Regions from separate parts of the Homo sapiens genome. Here region 1 is linked to region 2. The links are chromatin loops, found by intact Hi-C in ENCODE. Cell type or tissue: heart right ventricle. All regions are shown on one strand. Links, peaks and the distances in the headings refer to the core of each region. The heading gives the core; the rest is flanking DNA.

What was found. Peaks named below come from ENCODE experiments on the same cell type or tissue, not always from the same donor. Only the 100,000 strongest peaks of a DNase experiment are listed, where the experiment ranks them.
Region 1: a loop joins it to region 2, with 2.7 times the contacts of the local background. A loop is called at or near these places in 1 of 110 quality-filtered maps.

What each region holds. Positions count from the first base shown.
Region 1 is chrX:103,725,064-103,734,862 of GRCh38, reverse strand. It overlaps the pseudogene GLRA4. Among named protein-coding and RNA genes, the nearest start is that of TMEM31, 19 kb to the right of the region's middle. RefSeq lists an enhancer at 3,127-4,000. In heart right ventricle, for the core only: no CTCF peak of the experiment used is centred there; a DNase peak (open chromatin) is centred at 3,862; H3K27ac peaks cover 1,779 bases.
Region 2 is chrX:103,812,862-103,822,660 of GRCh38, reverse strand. It overlaps RAB9B (RAB9B, member RAS oncogene family), which reads left to right. Exons shown (of 3, transcript NM_016370.4): 3 at 1-334. Among named protein-coding and RNA genes, the nearest start is that of RAB9B, 14 kb to the left of the region's middle. In heart right ventricle, for the core only: a CTCF peak has its summit at 4,975 (motif pointing right); no DNase peak of the experiment used is centred there.

The sequences.
Region 1 (9,799 bases), core at 668-8,667, 88 kb after region 2:
TCCAGAGCTCAGGATGAGCTGAGCTCCCTGGCCCTCACTTCCAGTTTCCTCCTGGGTGTTTCTCTGCAGTGCTAAAATGTTCATCCCTACTCAGTGAACTTTCTAAATAGTCCTCTTCTACTTTATCCTACCATTTCATATACCTGGTTCTGTACACGGAAAATAATTTGGTCTCCCAAGTGCTTTTGCTTAAGGTGATGCAACTGAGCAGACTTCCTGGATCTATGCCATGGCTTGTCTGAAAATGTCAAGTCCTCAGCATCCTATTTGTCTTTCCTGAAACTGGCCCATAATTGAGGCTGATTGTACTGGATTTGCAGTTGTGAAACAGCACCTGCCTTTGACTCAGCAGTGGGCACACTGCTGTGGAAAGTGAGGGGATTATAGAACACGTGGGATTTAATGTGTGGTTAGAAAGGCAATGTAAAGGTTACAGAAAGAAACTGACAATGGGCAGGAAAGAAAAGTCAGAGTTCTCAAAGCAACACTCTCTTAGTGTCTGACGATGATGTTGCTGACAGTGCAGGAGTGGGTGGCAGCAAAAGCTCATGTGTGTGACCTGCTATGTGGTTTGGAGTTGCCTATTGTCTGATTAGTATCTGAGATGACTCTTTAGGAGTGCCTGTCATTGATTAGAATCTGTGATTTGGGGCCATATGCGACATAACTCTGCAAAATGAATACCTCCCCTACCTTGTACAAAGAGAAGTGGCTCAATTTGGCATCTTACCTAGGGATTCCAATTATTCTGGGCAAGTGACTGGCTAGAAGCACTTCATTAGCACAGTAAATGTAGAGACCTCAGCCACAAAACAAAGACAAGATCTACCTGTACTCAGGATAAAATGGACTAGTCATCACACTCCAATTTCTTTGGCCACACACTCTTGGATAATAATTGTTAGCAACAGGGATATCATCTTCAGATTATCAAGGAGAGTTCTGTGTGTGTGTGTGTGTCTGCATGCACACGTGTATACTCAGATAATGAACACTACAGAAGTGCAAATTTAGGCTAGTACATCATTTGTAATGTTAAATTTATAATTTTGGCATATAACATTTGCCAACTATAACTATGTGATTGGTGTTAGTAATGCAAATTCAGATTTGTGCACAATTCTATGTAGTAATCAACCAAACTGTTCTTTACTTTAGTGTCCAGTGTCCTATTACAACAAACATTAAATTTATTCATAGTAAAACCAAAAAAGAAAAACAGAAGAAAAGACAGGAGAACAGACAGAAAGATAGACTGAAGGAAAGATAAAGTGAAAAGATTGAAGGGGGAAGAAGGAAGGAAGGAAGGATCCTAAATAATTGGAAACCACTCAGAGAAGCACCACAGCTAAGGATGCTGTTAATCTCGCCTAACTCTTCTAGTGAGGAAGGTGCTTATTAACAGTTGCAGACAAATATGTATGCATCATGAGATAATCATGAGATTATCTTTTCAGGGTTCTTGGGCATGCGTGTTCTGTAGGGTTGGATTATTGAAGGATAAGCTTCTTGAAAGGGTGTCTAGCAGGTGATGACCTGTGTGATGTGACTAGCAGAAAGATTCTGGGATAGATAAAAATGAAGCTCATTACTGCCTGCTGAAAAAAATAGTCTATTTTCTAGGCCATATAATAAATGCCCTACTCATATGCTGTGAGAGGCACTCAGGCCCTGGGGCATTGCTGATGACTCAGGCAGAAGCCTTCTTTGGGAAGGAATTACATTAGTGACCCACTAGAATCTAAGCTACATGAGGGCATGGACTCCATCTGCTTTTTTCACTGTTGTATCTCCAGAGCCTAGAATATCTGGCATCTGGCATATGATTTGCACTCAATAAATATTTGTTGAATGCATGCATGAATTAGCGGGAGTGTGATCCATTCCACACAGTAAATATTCATTTTTCCAAGTTCTGTTGCTTTTATGTTATGTAAGGGCTTCATGCCTTACATAGCATGCATTATCACAATCCCCAAATGAGTAAAATAAGATATTCATGAACATGATCACAAGCAAAAACCAATTTACCTTTGAGGAGAGGCATGACATGGTCCTATCATCCCCTAACAAGAATGTTGCAGAGTTACAAGAGCCAAGAGACAAGGAAAGTCAATGCAAACTCTGTGGAAACCTTAATGAAACTCTTCTGCACAGCTAGTGAATTGCTCTCAAGTGGCTGATGTGATGAGTAACGATTCTGAAGGTCCATTCAGAAGGAGAGAAATGATGCATATCTGGATGCTAGTCACTACACCTTCCCTAGCTGGAGCTTCACCACTCTGTTGTTCCCTGGATTCTTAACAGAGAGCCCAGCAACAGAGGCAGGGCCATTGTTCACTGGTGCCATCCTGGTGCTCACATCTGGTTTGTCTTTGGAGACTGAGAGGAATTCGGTTAACCTCTCCACTGGCCTCCCCAAGTTCACATACTTCACGTTTTTGTCTGCAAAACTCATACCTGAAATATTCTATTAAACAAAAGAATGAAGCCAAATCTTTGAAGCATCAGACTTGAACCAGTCACTGTCCAAAAGTCAAGAGAGCACTGAATGTGTCTATCATATCTGCAATTTTGTTCTTCCTTACTCCACCTGAGTCTAGGACTGTGAAACCTCCACCACCACTACTGCCCCCACACACTGGGCACCATCCCCTTAATTCCCAAGGGTGGAAGAGCTTCTTGCCTCTGATGCCAGTGCTCCTCAGCACCAGAAGTTGAGCCTCCGCTTTCAAGTAAATTGTCATATCTTTGGTAGTTGAAAATAACCCTGAAAAGAAAAATTCACACGCAGCAAAAAGATGCAGGCTTGCTCCTTAGAGATCCAACTGAAACGCCACGGTCATTGTCAGCAGATTTTTAAAAAGGTGTCTGTCTTTTTTTCAACCCCCCTCCAACTACTTAGCCTAGTGCTTCTGAAGAGTAGCTAAAGCTCTGAGAGTTTCCTCAGATTGGGGAACACAGCCTGCCTTTCAAGGTACCTCTCAGCTCTCTCTCTACTTCAATAAGTGAGATAGGCAATCCGGGGGCCATACCATCTGGGTAATTGAAGTTGAGTCCAGAAAGGTATGCCAAATGGTTCTCCAACTTTGCCCCCCAAAATGTAGCCCTAGAAGTCACTGAATTTACCAAACAATACCCATCCCAATGCAGACCTGCTGCTCCTCAGACTGAGGTTTCAGGAAGCCTGCTTATCAGCAGGGCACAGTTGCAATTTTCCCTGCATAGGGTTGAAACGTGGCAGACTCTTTTCTGGAATGAAACACTTACGAAAATGTGCTTAATCCATTTTTAGCAGTTTGGTAGTTTTTTCATGACAAAATAATATCTTTCATTCTGAAAAACATTTTGCCTATTGTAGCTTCTATACAACTTCAGCACTGCAATAAAGCCAGTTCTCGGGTGAGTATGGCAGCCAGTTGCAAAACAGGAAAAGGGTGCGATACATTTTGGAACATGATGATGCATATACTCCATAGCTTAGTGATGAGAAGAGAAAAAGGTTATGGGGTGAGGCTCAACACAACGTTGTACTCTTCCCACAGCAGAAAATGCTGAGGTCATCTTTGGAAAGTGTTGCTTCCTGTTGTTACAGGGAATTCTTCCAATTCCCACCTCTCCTGCTGTTTGTGAACGCCTAGTGCAGCTTACCCAGTTCTTTACCTCCCTTTCTCCCTTCTATACCCCAAGAGCCTGCTTCCAGCACCCTAGGAAAGCTGTATCTCTTCACCATGTCAGCCAAACATTTGGTCATAGCTACAGCCTCTCACAAGAAGGGATCTTTCCTCTCATGAAGCTGATCCTGCTATGATCTCAGCACTCAGAGATCCAATCTGGCACACAGGAGGTGGGACCGAGACAATAGACAGGTCCCCAGGGGCCTATGCCTTCCATTAGCTAAGAATTCCAGATGACCGAGTGTGAGGCCGCAGACCTAAGGGACAAGGGAATAAAAACTGCTTTCTCATTTTTCCTTATTATCATTACGTCATGCTGGCCTCTCTCTGTGTGTCAAACTTCTTGTTTGACAGAGAGAGATGCAGAGGCACTGAGCTTGAGGAAATATTCCTGCCCAGGATGCATCTTTTAACAAATGTTCACTAATTGCCTATAGTGTGCTGGGGATTTGGTGGATGATGTGTCTCTGCTCATCAGGGAGCTTGCGATAGTAGGGGAGACAGGCAAGTAATCTGGTAATGTGACAGTGTGACAGAGTGCTGCAAAGGTGAGGGTCCTGTGGGAACACATTGGACAGTCTCCTATCCTATACCCAAGGGACATGGGGGCAGCTCCAGAAGTGTTCCTTACAAAATGACAACGAGACTCAGTCCAGAAGGGTAAGAGTGGAGGGAAGAGTACTTTGGATAAAGGGAACAACATACAAAAACACCAGGAAGCTGGAGAGACAGAACAGGAAACTCTAGATGCATCAGTGGGACAAGCAGAGTGACCAACCTTGGGCTGCAGCCTGAGAGCAATGGGGAACTGTTGAAGCAGGAGAAGTGACATGTTGAGTTTTGCCACAGGAAGTGAGTTACACAGAGGAGACAAGAGCCACACCCCTCCCCGCCAGACCCCCAGCAAGGAGCTCTGTCCTGGGAGGTTCTGTAAGGCTCAGTTTCTGCCCATGGAGTGGGGATCATGATGCTTAAAGGAAACAAGGAGGGAGGGTGAGCAGATGAAAGGGCAGCTAAAGATGTTTTAGGTTATTTTACATTTACTGACCATATAGGCATTATTTGAGACTTGTAATGTTCTCAGTCCCAACTCCAAAAGCCCAGCACCCCTGTCTATATTTTAGTGTGCATTTAAAATTCTCTTCTTACCCTTTCATTTATGGTTTGAAAATTTCTCTTCCTTAATAATAACACAGCCAAAAGGGAGCTGCAGCACAGGTTCCACTCACGGCTACCTCATTATTAATCCTTCCATATAGCCAATAGGCCATGTGGAGGAGCTTCCAATCCCCTCAAACCCTCTCTGGCAAGGTTGAGGAGGCCACAGTCAGCTCCAGGATTGAACCTCAGAAGGTGGCACAGACCCCTCCCCACAGCATGCAATCAGAACTCCGCAGAGCTGGCGGGAGAGTTCCCCCTGAGGGAGAAATGAAAACGCTTGGCTTCTCACTGTTGTCGTTTTGGAGGAGAGTGTGAGAGAGTGAAGATACAGGGGAGGTGGAAAGAGAAAACCGGGAATGGAGAGGAAGTGAGGAAGAAAGAAGCAAGGCAGACAGGCACAGAAAGTGAGACGCAGAGAAGAAACTGCGAGGAAGATTGGAGATGGAGATGGACAGAGGGTCCGTGAAGGAAAATTTCAGGGAGGGGGGAGGAAGAGAGGAGTAGAGTGAAAAAAAGAAGAGAGAGCAAGAGGAAATGGGGGAGGGGAGAAGTCTCAGAGGTGTTTAGATAACACACTGGAACCTTTGAGGAAGAGTCAGGCAGGAGAAAATGGAGCTGCCAAAGCACCTTGTTGCTGTAAGCAAATGTGCAGGAGGCAAGGGAAGAGGCCAGCCCACCCCTCTGCCTCTGTCCTCCATCCAGGGCTGAGGGCCACTAGGTCACTGCTCTTGACCCGCTGCCATTCCTCTGAAGCCTGCAAAGCCTACTGTGTCCCAGCCTTGCTCTGCATCTCTGTCCCTTCCCATGAGCCAGGCTGGGGAAGGAGTGTCTGGGAGGAGGAATTCTGAGAGCTATAGAGGACCCCAAGAGACGACCTGAGGGAGGAAAGCAGGCACGGGAATGGCTGCACAACTAACTACAAGGGCGAGGTGGGATGGGGGCAGGTAGACAGATGAAGGGACAGACAGACTGTCAAGCAGGCAGACCGCACTTGAGGAGGGTTCCCAAGTTCCTCTGTATCATGCACCTTCTGTGTCTCTGTCCAGAGAGTTGGGGGAAAGCTATTCCTGCCCTCAGCCTCTTCACCTTCTCTCTAACCTGAAGCTGTCAGCTTGAGAATACCTGGTGGCGCTGCCTAAACCCTCTCAGGTCTTTTTCCCCCTGGTAACAATCATTAGGACTTTACTGTTGGGCTCCAGCTTGGCTCCAGGATGAAAGGAAAGCTGGTCGGGAGTGGGAGGTGGGGGGCGGGGGGAGCAGGGCTGCTTACATGCCCTCCTGCAGCTGGGGAGTTAGAGGTTGGACAGAACACCTCTGGCCCTCCCCAAACAGCCATGGCAGCCCAAGCTCCTCCCTGGCACACGGGCAGGCTCTGAACCCCACTCCAGCTGCTGCCGACTGTGCCTTTAAATTACTGCTTTCGGAGGGTGCATCTAGGGGGAGGTGGGAGGCAGGAAAACATCTTCCTACCGGTCTCCCTCCTCCCTCCCCTCCAAGACTCTTCAGGGTTTGGAGAGTGATTGCTGCCCAGAGAGAATCTTTTCCAGCTCCCAGCTGGCAGGCTAAGGCCCTCCGGAGCCCAAGGCGAGCCCAAGCAGAAGCCAGTAGGGTTATCTGTGTCAGGATCATTTCCAGGGGAATAGTTCTGGCCCCTGGCAGGTAAAGACAGGCCAGAGGAGAAGAGGCAGAAGAGGAGAGAAAGCAGGCTCTTTTGCGAGCAGCCCAGGTTGGAGAAAGGCTCTGTACTTTTGGCGTTCCTGCAGGGATATCCCCTCTCACATTGGCAGCCAGGCTGAGAAAGGGCTTCAAGATCCCCGCAGAATGACAACTCTTGTTCCTGCAACCCTCTCCTTCCTTCTTCTCTGGACCCTGCCAGGGCAGGTCCTCCTCAGGTGAGCTGAGTGGGGGTGAGAAGGAGGTGCATGCAAACACTAGCCAAGGGGGATGGGCAACCTGGGCATCTGGCACACTTTCCTCTAAGTTTGCACAAAGCCCGCAGTCTGGAGGGCTTCAGGGGAGGACACGACCTCCCCCAGTTAGGACCCCAAGAGCTTTTTATTAGAGATGTCAAGGCACCGGTCATGCTGGGAATGTTTCTGCACAGGTGGAAGCTTCCTAGGCCTGGGTAGGGGCTAGGCAACTAAGCCCCAGAATGGAGGGTGTCTGCCCAGCCACCTAACCCTGTTTCCCTATCATCTGGGCCACACACTGCTCAGATCGCTAAAAATGATGGCAACATCTGTCAACTGCCAGCCCAAGAGGCTTCAGGTAGCAGGGGTTTGCCCCAAGACCACATCAGGATGGAGCTGGGCTAGACATTCTTTGGCCTTCTGCAGTCACCCTGCCTGTGCTCACTTGGTTGCTCCCTATTCCTTGAGGGGGAAAAAGTAGCAGTCACTTCCTGGGCTTGCAGGAAAGACAGGCTTTGGGCTCCCTGTAAATGTTCCCCCACCAATTGCCCCTTTCTCATTAGACCAGGAGCCAGCCTAGGTTGGCAGGGTGAGCTGAACAGGAAAGATGGCTGTAGCCTGGGCTGACCTGATCGTAAGAGGAGTGCCTCCCAAGGTGGAGGGGGTCAGTACCACTGCGGCATACTCCTCCTCCTCCTCCTGTTAATCCAAGAAACATCGCAGGGCTGCTTGCGTCTGCAAAGCCTCCTGCCCCACTGTTTGCAGACACATTGGCTGGCAGGCAGGCAGGGATGCAGAGCAGGGCAATAAACTTCTAAAGAGTGAAAAGCAGCTCAAAGTAGAATGGCAGCACAGCTGGAGTTGACAGGAGGATGCAGGCAGAAGGGGGCACCACACTGGGCCTTGCAGGCCCTCCAGGAGGGGAGGCTGCCTCAAAGCTCAAGCTCCAGTAGCAGCATTCCCACTGGGGCTTGGAAAGCAGAGGCAGTTAGAGCAAAACGGGCCCTTAGAGAGTCTGGAGTCCAAGTCCTTCGTTGTACATACGGAAACTGAGGCCTAGAGATGGGGAATGACCTGCCCAGGGTGGCTCAGCTACCTAGCACCAGAGTTAGACTTCTCTCCCTGCGCCACCCCAAGACTTTACATGAGAAAGACTGTCAGCTCTGGATCCTCCTAGGTCCTGAAGGTGTTTAGGACTTTCCAGGAATGAAAGAGAGGAAGGAGTGGCTGCACACGGTGACTCTGCTCTCAGGTCCTCAGACAAGTTAGCCCCAGAAGAGGGTACTGCAACAGGGGCTGGGGACCAAGACTGCTAAGCCCATAGCCTGTCCCAGGATACTAGGTCTAGGCTTAGCAGGAGAGGTGACCTGAGAGTGGGGCTGAGGACGGCGGGGAGGGTCCAGTTTCTCCACGTGCAGGACCATGTGGCCTCCCAGCAGGCAGGTGGCAGGTGGCCAGAAGCAGCAGCAGCACCTGGCTAGCGTGGACATCCTGTGGTGAAGTCACAGACTTCTGCTTGCTCCAGCACCACCACCAGCCTCCTTGGATTTTCAGAGCCTGCCTCTGTCCCCAGGGTAAGGGCTTCCTCTTCCTTAGAAGATTCAAGGAGGCAGGACTCTAGACGGTCAAGGTGGGGCTGCCACTGACCTTCCCCTACTTTGGCTCCTTGGCAGCCCACCCTGGGCTGCCTGCACCATAGTATTGTGATAGATAGAGCTAGTTTTGAAGTCAGTAGCTCTTGATTTGAATCCCGGCTTTACCACTCACTGGCTGCATGATCGTGAAGAATTCACCTCACCTTGCTGATCCTCAGTCTTCTCATTTATATAATGGGGGTAATCATAATACTTAGTTGAGAGGACTAATGTGAGAACTAAACTAGACAGAGTGTGTAAAGCATTTAGCATGGGGCCTTAGCTATTTTTATTATTCTATCGGTCACTGGATAGTACATGGATCTACTGGGAAAGAGGAGCCCACTGGCTAGAAGAAGACTAGTCCCCAGCAGGACAGCAGTTACCCTGCTGCCCAGTCCCACAGTGCGGCAGCGGCAGTGACAGTGGTGGAGTCGGCTATAGAGCAATGACAGCAGGCAGGAGGGAGCAGGAGGTGCCTGGCCCAGCCTGGAGTCCAGCTGAGCTCAGCCCTGAGCACTGCTCCTGTCCCCAAGGCTTTGCTAAGCTCCTAGTCCCTAGTTTATCTGTTAGCTGGCAAGTTGGTAAGTAGGCATATGAAAGGGGCTTTGCTGCTATTAGAGGGAAACCCGTTAGGGGAAAAGGGGGCTGGCTTCTAAGCTATGCCAAAGCACACTGGCTCCTTCCTCAAAATCAAGCTGTTAGCGGGGAAAATACGGGAGTTGACCTCAGCATGTCTACCCTACCAGGAGGCTTTTTCCCATCCCTAGAGTCCTGCTTCCCCACCATAGTTGCCAAAACTAGTTCACCTGCCTGCAGTGGCATGGTCCTTAACTAAAACGTAGCTCAAACATAGCTTCCTGTTGGAGCACACACCAGAAGCCAAAACTCCCTCTTCAGAAGCTGGGTCCTACTTCCTGAGCAGCCCAGCATAAAGCCCAAGCAACTGAAGCCAACTCTCAGAAATACAAGTTGTCCTTGAGCCCTTCCCATCCTTGACTAGGCTAGACGGGCAAAACTTTGTAGTAGCCACATCATTTCCCGCAAGACATCACTCATTGAGTGTTTTCCAAGTACCTTCAGAAAGAGAACACTGGACGAGGCCTCAGCCTAGGGTTTGAGTCCTGACCCTGTCACTAGCTCTGAGACTTTGAACAAGTCAGTCCTCCTTTTGAAGCCTCAGTTTTCTCATCTGTAAAATGGGAATAACAGTCCTCACTCCCATCTCACTGAGAATTGGGAGGGTAAGAAGACCTACTGTCTGTGAAAACACTTTACTAGTACTAACTGGCAGGCTGCCGTGTTGACTTATGGCGTTTTTGTTCTCATTTTGCAAATGGCACCCAGAGACCCATTGTCTTCTATCCTCCTGCCTGAGGGGTATGGAAACTGAGAGTCTGTGATAAGTGCAGCACAT
Region 2 (9,799 bases), core at 718-8,717:
AACACTAGATTTTTGGAATAATATATTTCTAATTAGGACTATACTGTTTTTCAATGGTCTGTTAAAACATCATACAGAATATTTATTTAGTTTATTGTCATGTATTGGCTAACTTTCAGGGGCCTCAGATTCCATATGTCTTCAGTGGATTGATGAATATCAGGTTAATTTGTGCCTGCCCCAGCCATCTCTACTTTATTCTGAGGTATTCCACAATCCTCTTGTTGCAGGTGCTGCTAAAAAAAACTCAAAATTGTGTATCAAATATTTTCTTTCAACTGTAAAAAATCATCTGTGTTAAAGTGAATAAAAAGTGCATTTTGAATAACCAGCACACAATGTTTGTGTTTATTCCCTCCCTTTCTCTTTTTGAGAAATTGGTGGGTGTGATGGACAGTACTTATTAATCAAGTCACTCTTTCAGGCTGCACTGGATGTGGCCTCTGGATCATGTTTCATGTGGTACTCCAAGCAGCCACTATCTAGTGATCAGATATTTCTATACTGATTGTGAAGCAAACTCTAAAGATTGGGGCAGGGAGGTCCTTTTTATTTTATACCACTTTCTTTCTATTTATTTAGTTATTAGAGACAGGGTCCCTCCATTGCTCAGGCTGGAGTGCAGTGGCGCAATCATGGCTCATAGCAGCCTCAAACTCATGGGTTTAACCACTTTCTAATGCATGACGTGTATTGGGACTGGAAATTGAATCTTAACTTTCCACTTTATTTCTTTATTATAATTTAAAACCATTACTTAATGGATACAATGTACACTATTCTGGTGATGGGTACACTAAAAGCCCAGATTTCAATCTGCAATATACCCATATAACAAAACTGCACTTGTGCCCCCTAAATTTATACAAATAAAAGAAAAAATATTATAATAAACAACGTTGCATAAAAAATAAGATAAATGTTAAACCATCAAAAAATATAAACAGAGTAGACATATTCCCTTTATTTTCCTGACTGGTGAATTGTCCAGACCTTAGGAAAACATGAAAATATAGGTGAAACAAATAAGAAAAGCAAAGAATAATTTTGTTAAATATTCTGTTCTCTTGCCTCTCACATATTGGATTTTAAAGATACATTAGCACCCAATGGCTTGAATATACATAATGGCGGTTTTAAAATTATGGACACAAATCTTTCCACAGCATATATAGTTTCATTACATTGATTCCATCTGCCACAGATTTCACTCTCTTCTCTCTGTCTACTTTTGCCTGTTGCAACTTTGGGCAGTTGAAATTGGGGGTGGGGAATTTGTTGGGAAACAGATTTTTTTTTTTTTTTTTTGCCACATGTACCATTTCCATCTCTGAGGATTATAATTTAACACATTATCAGACCATGCTTCAAATGCAGCACCCCAAATCATTTTGACTAGTCTATAATGATGCAACTTTTAGAATATAGAAAGTCATAGATTTATAAGCCACTTAATAAGGATTTGCTCATTTGTAACTGATTATTTTTTTTTTTGAGACAGGGTCTCGCTCTTTTGCCCAGGCTAGAGTGTAGTGGCCTGATCTTGGCTCACTGCAACCTCCACCTCCTGAACTTAAGCAGTCCTTCCACCTCAGCCTCCTGAGTAGCTGGGATTACAGGCATGCACCAGCATGCCCAGCTAACTTTGTGTGTGTGTGTGTGTGTGTGTGTGTGTGTATGTGTGTGTGTGTGTGTGTGTGTGTGTGTGTTTGAGACAGGGTCTTGCTCTGTTGCCCAGGCTGGAGTGCAGTGGCCTGATCTTGGCTAACTGCAACCTCGGCCTCCCGGACTCAAGCGATTCTCATGCCTCAGCCTCCCTAATAGCTGGGATTACAGGCGCCCGCCACCACACCTGGCTAATTTTTGTATTTGTTGTAGAGACAGGGCTTCACCATGTTGGCCAGGCTGGTCTTGAACTCCTGGCCTCAAGTGATCCACCCACCTGGCCTCCCAAAGTTCTGGGATTACAGGTGTGAGCCAATGCACCGGGGCCCATAACTGATATTTTAAAAACAGAATGCCAACTTCCTGTCTTTAATGTTTTTCTGCCTCATTCATAACCCAGTGGGAAATCTCCTCATGATGTCTTAAGAAACAGTACGGTCTCATTTTTTGGAAATGGTTTGGCGATAGTCCTTCCAGAAACAGGAAGGTGTGGAATACATAATTTGTCTTCCATCTTGTAACTGTAGTTTTAAAACACACTGGAAAATCGAGGTATCAATTTGAGTAATTTCAAGCTGGGAGGTGGGATGGACATCTCTACTTTCATTTGAATTACCCAAAGTAGATCTTGCAGCAATTTTTTTTCCTCAGTGATCTAGATAATCATTTCACTTTTTTTCTCTCTTTGCTGTGGAAATGTAAAATTTACTACAGTGCAGTGTTTTTCTTACACTTGATTTTAGGGCAGATAAACTGTAATATACTGTCTTAGCCCATTTGGGCTGCCCTAACAAAATACCATAAGCTTGGTAGGCTATAAACTACAGAATTTCATTTCTCAGCTCTGGAGGCTAGGAAGTCCAAAATCAAGGCATCCGCACATTCAGGGTCTGGTGAGGTCTTGATTTCTGGTTCACAGATGGCACCTTCCAGCTCTGTGGAAGGGGGAAGGGGTTTCTCCTGGGCCTCTTTTATAAGGACACTAATCCCATTTATGAGGGCTTCACCCTTGTGACCTAATCACCTTCCAAAGGCCCCATCTCCTTATAATGCCATAACCTTGGGGGGTTAGGATTTCAACCTATGAATTTTGGAGGGGGACAAAAAGATTCAGAGCATAGCATACACCTTTTGATAAAACGTTAATGTGCATGATTTGGGATATTCACTAATGTTTTCTTTTTCCAAACTGGTCATTTTAATTTCCTCAAGTTTCCATCACCAAAAGAGCTCTCATTCTTTACTACTTTCTCTTTAAGAGAAGGAAGGGATAATGACAAAAGCTAGGCATGTTTATGGAATAAAGGAAAAATTATTAAATGCCTTCTTACTGATATGCTTGCCAAAACTGGTGAGCAAGGATCTCTTATTCTGCTAGTGATGGTAGTGGTAATAATGTGTGAAAGGGTTTTTTTTTAAGGGGGCAAGAAGTTACTTAATATTTTCCCAGTGAAAATAAGCATCTTCACAGCTCAAGATGTGGCGTCGTCACCTGTAGTCATATAGAAACTGCTGCAGTGATCTTTGTGTCTTCATAAATCTCTTTGCCTTCTCCAAGGAAACACAGAGAATGATGATTCAGTTATATATAAATGTCTTTTTAAACAGTGGGTTTTGTGTGTGCAAGCATGTGTATTTTTAAGTAATCTGTCAGTTCCTTTCGTGCTGTATGAACTATGGGTAAATGTATAATGGTCTCACTATAACACTCCTGAATTTTAATCAGACCTGCCAAGCTGTGCCACATCTAGTTAACTGATTGATAAAAAGAATTGGGAAATGCTGCCTTAATGAAAGAAATAGCTCTTAATTCAACATTAGCTATATTGATTAGAGTAAAAATACAAATCACACTTTCCTGTGGTGCATTCATGAGGAAGCAAGAAACAGGCTCATATCATCTCTTTTCTCTTACGTTGTTCCTGGCTGCCTTAGAAACGACATATCCAAGGGTGTGTCCTGTAATATATTGCTCAACATAGAGTCTGTTAATAGATGAACAAGTGCCAGTAGCCTCTGAGTTCTCTCTTTTTCCATTTGTTCCCTGCTAGAAAACTTAGAGTGACCGATAAATGCTTTAAAATGTTCTTTTTTTCTGATTACAAAAGCCATACACATCCACCGTAGAAAAATGAAGTAATGAAAGAAATAGAAAAGCAAGATTTAAAAAATTAAAGTCATCTGTAATGTAATCCTATTAACCTGAGATAAGCAGATTTTAACATTTTAGTGTAGATTTTAATATATTTATGTATTTTTAAAATTGATTTGATACTGCACACACTGTAATCTTTTTTACTTAATATATATCTATAGTACTTAACTTTTCTCTAAGACATATATTCTTCTAAGATTATATTTGCTGTTTGCATAATATTGTATTGAAGGGTTTACCACAATTACCCATATTGCTAAACTTTTAATAAAACACTTATTGCTAGACATTTAGGTTGTTTTACAGCTGCCTTCTTTTCATAAAATAAAGCATCAGTGAAGTTCCTTAATATCAATCTTAACTCTCACCTCTGTTTATTTCCTACTAGTAAAATTTCTAGGTCAAAGATTATGAATTTTTTATTAATTTTAATATATACTGGCAAATTGGCCTCTAGAAACTTATCCCAAATGACATCAACACCAGTAGAATAAGAGGAAGACTATCTTTCCAACACCCAAACGTATGGACTATTATCTTCCTTTTTAACCCCATATGTGCAGTCTGATGGGTGAAAAAATGATCTCATGCTGTCATTTACATTTATTTAATTTTTTGAGAGTAATTGTTTATACATTCATTGGCCATTTTTATTTTTCCTTGAGTGAATGGACCCTTATGGGGGTTGGGGAACATTCATTTTTGTTTCTTATTGATTCCAAGGAAATCTTTTTTTATATTGTGGGTATTAACCTTTGATCTTATCCACATTGCTAGTTTTCTGCAATCCCCTCCCATAGATCTTGCCTTTTAATTTTGTTTATGGTATTTTAAAAATATACTGCCATATTATAGAAAAGGTTATGTTCTGATAAATTAGAAAACTGGTGGGTTGGGGAAAGAGAGGTGCTTATTTGATTTGTCCTTTGTTTCTGATTATACTCGAGACTACTTTTGTTTAGAAAGGTTATGAATCTAAGCTTTGGTCACCATGATAAAAGAATTGCTAGAAATAAAAAATATTCATTCATCCAGATGCTTTAATTGCATGATGTCAAATGACTGGTTTGAATTGAGTCTACTGCTGTAATAATCAGATTATTCTGAAGCCTTGTGTTAAATATAAATGCAGAGATAGAAACAGTTCCACTTTCAACCACAAGGGGGCAATAAAGACCGGTTAGTGTTCCGCCATAGACTAAACTTATATATATGTGTGCATATATATAGTATATATAGAGAGAGTATATATATATATTATATGTATACTTTAATTTCTGGGTTACATGTGCAGAACGTGCACATTTGTAACATAGGTATACACGTGCCATGGTGGTTTGCTGCACCCTTCATCCCATCACCTACATTAGGTAGTTCTCCTAATGTTATCCCTCCCCTAGCCCCCAACCCTTGACAGGCCACAGTGTGTGATGTTCCCCTCCCTGTGTCCACGTGTTCTTATTGTTCGACTCCCACTTATGAGTAAGAACATGCGGCGTTTGGTTTTCTGATCTTGTGATAGTTTGCTGAGAATGATAGTTTCCAGCTTCATCCATGTCCCACAAGAGGACACAAACTCATCCTTTTTCATGGCTGCATAGTATTCCATGGTGTATATGTGCCACATCTTCTTAATCCAGTCTATCATTGATGGACATTTGGGTTGGTTCCAAGTCTTTTCTACTGTGAATAGTGCCACAATAATCATACGTGTACATGTGTCTTTATAACAGAATGATTTATAATCCTTTGGGTACATGTCCTGTAATAGAATTGCTGGGTCAAAAGGTATTTCTAGTTCTAGATCCTTGAGGAATTGCCACACCATCTTCCACAATGGTTGAACTAATTTATACTCCCACCAACAGTGTAAAAGCGTTTCTATTTTTCCACAACCTTTCCAGCATCTGTTGTTTCCTAACTTTGTAATGATTGCCATTCTAACTGGCTTGAGAAGGTATCTCATTGTGGTTTTGATTTGCATTTCTCTAATGACCAGTGATGATGAGCATTTTTATATGTATGTTGGCTGAATAAATGTCTTCTTTTGAGAAGTGTCTGTTCATATCCTTCACCCACTTTTTGATGGGGTTGTTTGATTTTTTCTTGTAAATTTGTTTAAATTCTGTATAGATTCTGGATATTAGCCCTTTGTCAGATGGATAGATTGCAAAAATTTTCTCCCATTCTGTAGGTTGCCTGTTCACTCTGATAATAGTTTATTTTTCTGTGCAGAAGCTCTTTAGTTTAATTAGATCCCATTTGTCAATTTTGGCTTTTGTTGCCATTGCTTTTGGTGTTTTAGACTTGAAGTCTTTGCCCATGCCTATGTCCTGAATGGTATTGCTCAGGTTTTTTTCTAGGATGTTTATGGTCCTAGGTCTTACGTTTAAGACTTTAATCCATCTTGAATTAATTTTTGTATAAGGTGTAAGGAAGGGGTCTAGTTTCAGCTTTCCACATATGGCTAGCCAGTTTTCCCAGCACCATTTATTAAATAGGGAATCCTTTCCCCATTTCTTATTTTTGTCAGGTTTGCCAAAGATCAGATGGTGGTAGATGTGTGGTGTTATTTCTGAGACCTCTGTTCTGTTCCATTGGTCTATATATCTGTTTTGGTACCGGTACCATGCTGTTTTGGTTACTGTAGTCTTGTAGTAAAGTTTGAAGTCAGGTAGCTTGATGCCTGCAGCTTTGTTCGTCTTGCCCAGGATTGTCTTGGCTATGCGAGCTCTTTTTTGGTTCCATATGAAGTATAAAGTAGTTTTTTCCAACTCTGTGAAGAAAGTCATTGATAGCTTGATGGGGATAGCATCGAATCTATAAATTACTTTGGGCGGTAAGACCATTTTCATGATATTGATTCTTCATATCCATGTGCGTGGAATGTTTTTCCATTTGTTTGTGTCCTCTCTTATTTCCTTGAGCAGTGGTTTGTAGTTCTTGAAGGGGTCCTTCACATCCTGTGTAAGTTGTATTCCTAGGCACTTTATTCTCTTTGTAGCAATGGTGAATGGGAGTTCACTCATAGTTTGGCTCTCTGTTTGTCTGTTATTGGTGTATAGGAATGCTTGTGATTTTTGCACATTGATTTTGTATCCTTAGACTTTGCTGAAGTTGCTCATCAGCTTGAGAAGATTTTGGGCTGAGACAATGGTGTTTTCTAAATATACAATCATGGCATCTGCAAACAGAGACAATTTGACTTCCTCTCTTCCTATTTGAATACCCTGTATTGCTTTTTCTTGCCTGATTGCCCTGGCCAGAACTTCTAATACTATGTTGAATAGGAGTGGTGAGAGAGGGCATCCTTGTCTTGTGCCAGTTTTCCAAGGGAATGCTTCCTGTTTTTGCCCATTCAGTATGATATTGGCTGTGGGTTTGTCATAAATAGCTCTTATTATTTTGGGATACGTTCCATCGATATTGAGAGTTTTTAGCATGAAATGCTGTTGAATTTTGTCAAAGGACTTTTCTGCATCTATGGATATAATCATGTGGTTTTTATCATTGGTTCTGTTTATGTGATGGATTACCTTTATTGATATGTGTATGTTGAACCAGCCTTGCATCCCAGGGATGAAGCCAACTTGATTGCAGAGGATAAGGTTTTTGATGTGCTGCTGGACTCGGTTTGCCAGTATTTTGTTGAGGATTTTCACATCGATGTTCATCAGGGATACTGGCCTAAAATTCTCTTTTTTTGTTGTGTCTGTCTCTGCCAGGCTTTGGTATCAGGATGATGCTGGTCTCATAAAATGAGTTAGGGAGGATTCCCTCTTTTTCTATTGTTTGTAATAGTTTCAGAAGGAATGGTGCCATCTCCCCTTTGTACCTCTGGTAGAATTCGGCTGTGAATCCATCTAGTCCTGGACTTTTTTTTGGTTGGTAGGCTATTAATTATTGTCTCAATTTCAGAACCTGTTATTGGTCTATTCAGAGATTCAACTTCTTTGTGGTTTGTCTTGGGAGGGTGTATGTGTCCAGGAATTTATCCATTTCTTCTAGATTTTCTAGTTAATTTGCATAGAGGTGTTATAGTATTCTCTGATGGTAGTTTGTATTTCTGTGGGATCAGGGGTGATATCCCATTTATCATTTTTTATTGCGTGTATTTGATTCTTCTCTCTTTTCTTCTTTATTAATCTTGCTAGCAGTCTACCTATTTTGTTGGTCTTTTCAAAAAAACACCTCCTGGATTCATTGATTTTTTTAAGGGTTTTTTGTGTCTCTATCTCCTTCAGTTCTGATCTGATCTTAGTTACTTCTTGTCTTCTGCTAGCTTTTGAATTTGTTTGCTCTTCCTTTTCTAGTTCTTTAAATTGTGATGTTAGGGTGTCGATTTTAGATCTCTCCTGCTTTCTCTTGTGGACATTTAGTGCTATAAATTTCCCTCTAAACCCTGCTTTAAATGTGTCCAGGAGATTCTGGTATGTTGTGCCTTTGTTCTCATTGGTTTCAAAGAACATCTTTATCTCTGCTTTCATTTCGTTATTTACCCAGTAGTCATTCAGGAGCAGGTTGTTCAGTTTCCATGTAGTTGTGCGGTTTTGAGTGAGATTCTTAATCCTGAGTTCTAATTTGATTGCACTGTGGTCTGAGAGACAGTTTGTTGTAATTTCTGTTCTTTTACATTTGCTAAGGAGTCTTTTACTTCCAATTATGTGGTCAATTTTAGAATAAGTGTGATGTGGTGCTGAGAAGAATGTATATTCTGTTGATTTGGGGTGGAGAGTTCTGTAGATGTCTATTAGGTCTGCTTGGTCCAGAGCTGAGTTCAAGTCCTGAATATCCTTGTTAATTTTCTGTCTCATTGATCTGTCTAATATTGACAATGAGGTGTTAAAGTCTCCCATTATTATTGTGTGGGAGTCTAAATATCTTTGTAGGTCACTTAGAACTTGCTTTATGAATCAGGGTGCTCCTGTATTGGGTGCATATATATTTAGGATAGTTAGCTCTTCTTGTTGAATTGATCCCTTTACCATTATGTAATGGCCTTATTTGTCTCTTTTGATCTTTGTTGGTTTAAAGTCTGTTTTCTCAGAGACCAGGATTGCCACTCCTGCTTTTTTTTTTTTTTTTTTTTTTTTTTGCTTTCCATTTGCATGGTAGATCTTCCTCCATCCCTTTATTTTGAGCTTACGTTTGCCTTTGCACATGAGATGGGTCTCCTGAATACAGCACACTGATGGATCTTGACTCTTTATCCAATTTGCCAGTCGTCGTCTTTTAATTGGGGCATTTAGCCCATTTACATTTAAGGTTAATAGTGTTATGTGTGAATAAGACGGAGGTTGCAGTGAGCCAAGATCACGCCACTGCCCTCCAGCCTAGAGACAGAGCAAGACTCTGTCTCAAAAACAAACGAACAAACAAAAACAAAAACAAACAGTTCTTGTGATATCATTGGCGACAGATTGCAGTATTTAATAGATGCAAAAAGGTCTCTTTAAAACAAACAGGTTTTTTAGAAAAATTCTAAAAAAGGAAGGTTGAGTCCAGTTTAGGGGTGAGGTGCAGAAAATATGGTGATATGTGTGCCATTTTAGGTCAAATGTTGGAACAGACTCTAAGATGCTTAGATCCAATCCCTTCTTTTTATAGACAATAAAACTGATGCTGGACGTGCTGGCTCAAGCTTATAATCCCAGCACTTTGGGAGGCCAAGGCAGGCAGATCACAAGATGAGGAGATCGAGACCATCCTGGCCAACACGGTGAAACCCCGTCTCTACTAAAAATACAAAAATTAGCCAGGCGTGGTGGCATGTCCTGTAATCTCAGCTACTCAGGAGGCTGAAGCACAATAAACACTTGAACCCAGGAGGTGTATCACACCACTGCACTCCAGCCTGGGTGACAGAGCAATATTCTGCCTCAAAAAAAAAAAATTTAAAAATTAAAAAAAAAAAAAACTCAGGAACCGAGAAGTTAAGCAAATTGCTAAAGGCAATCTGGGGCTATGGTTTTAACACTG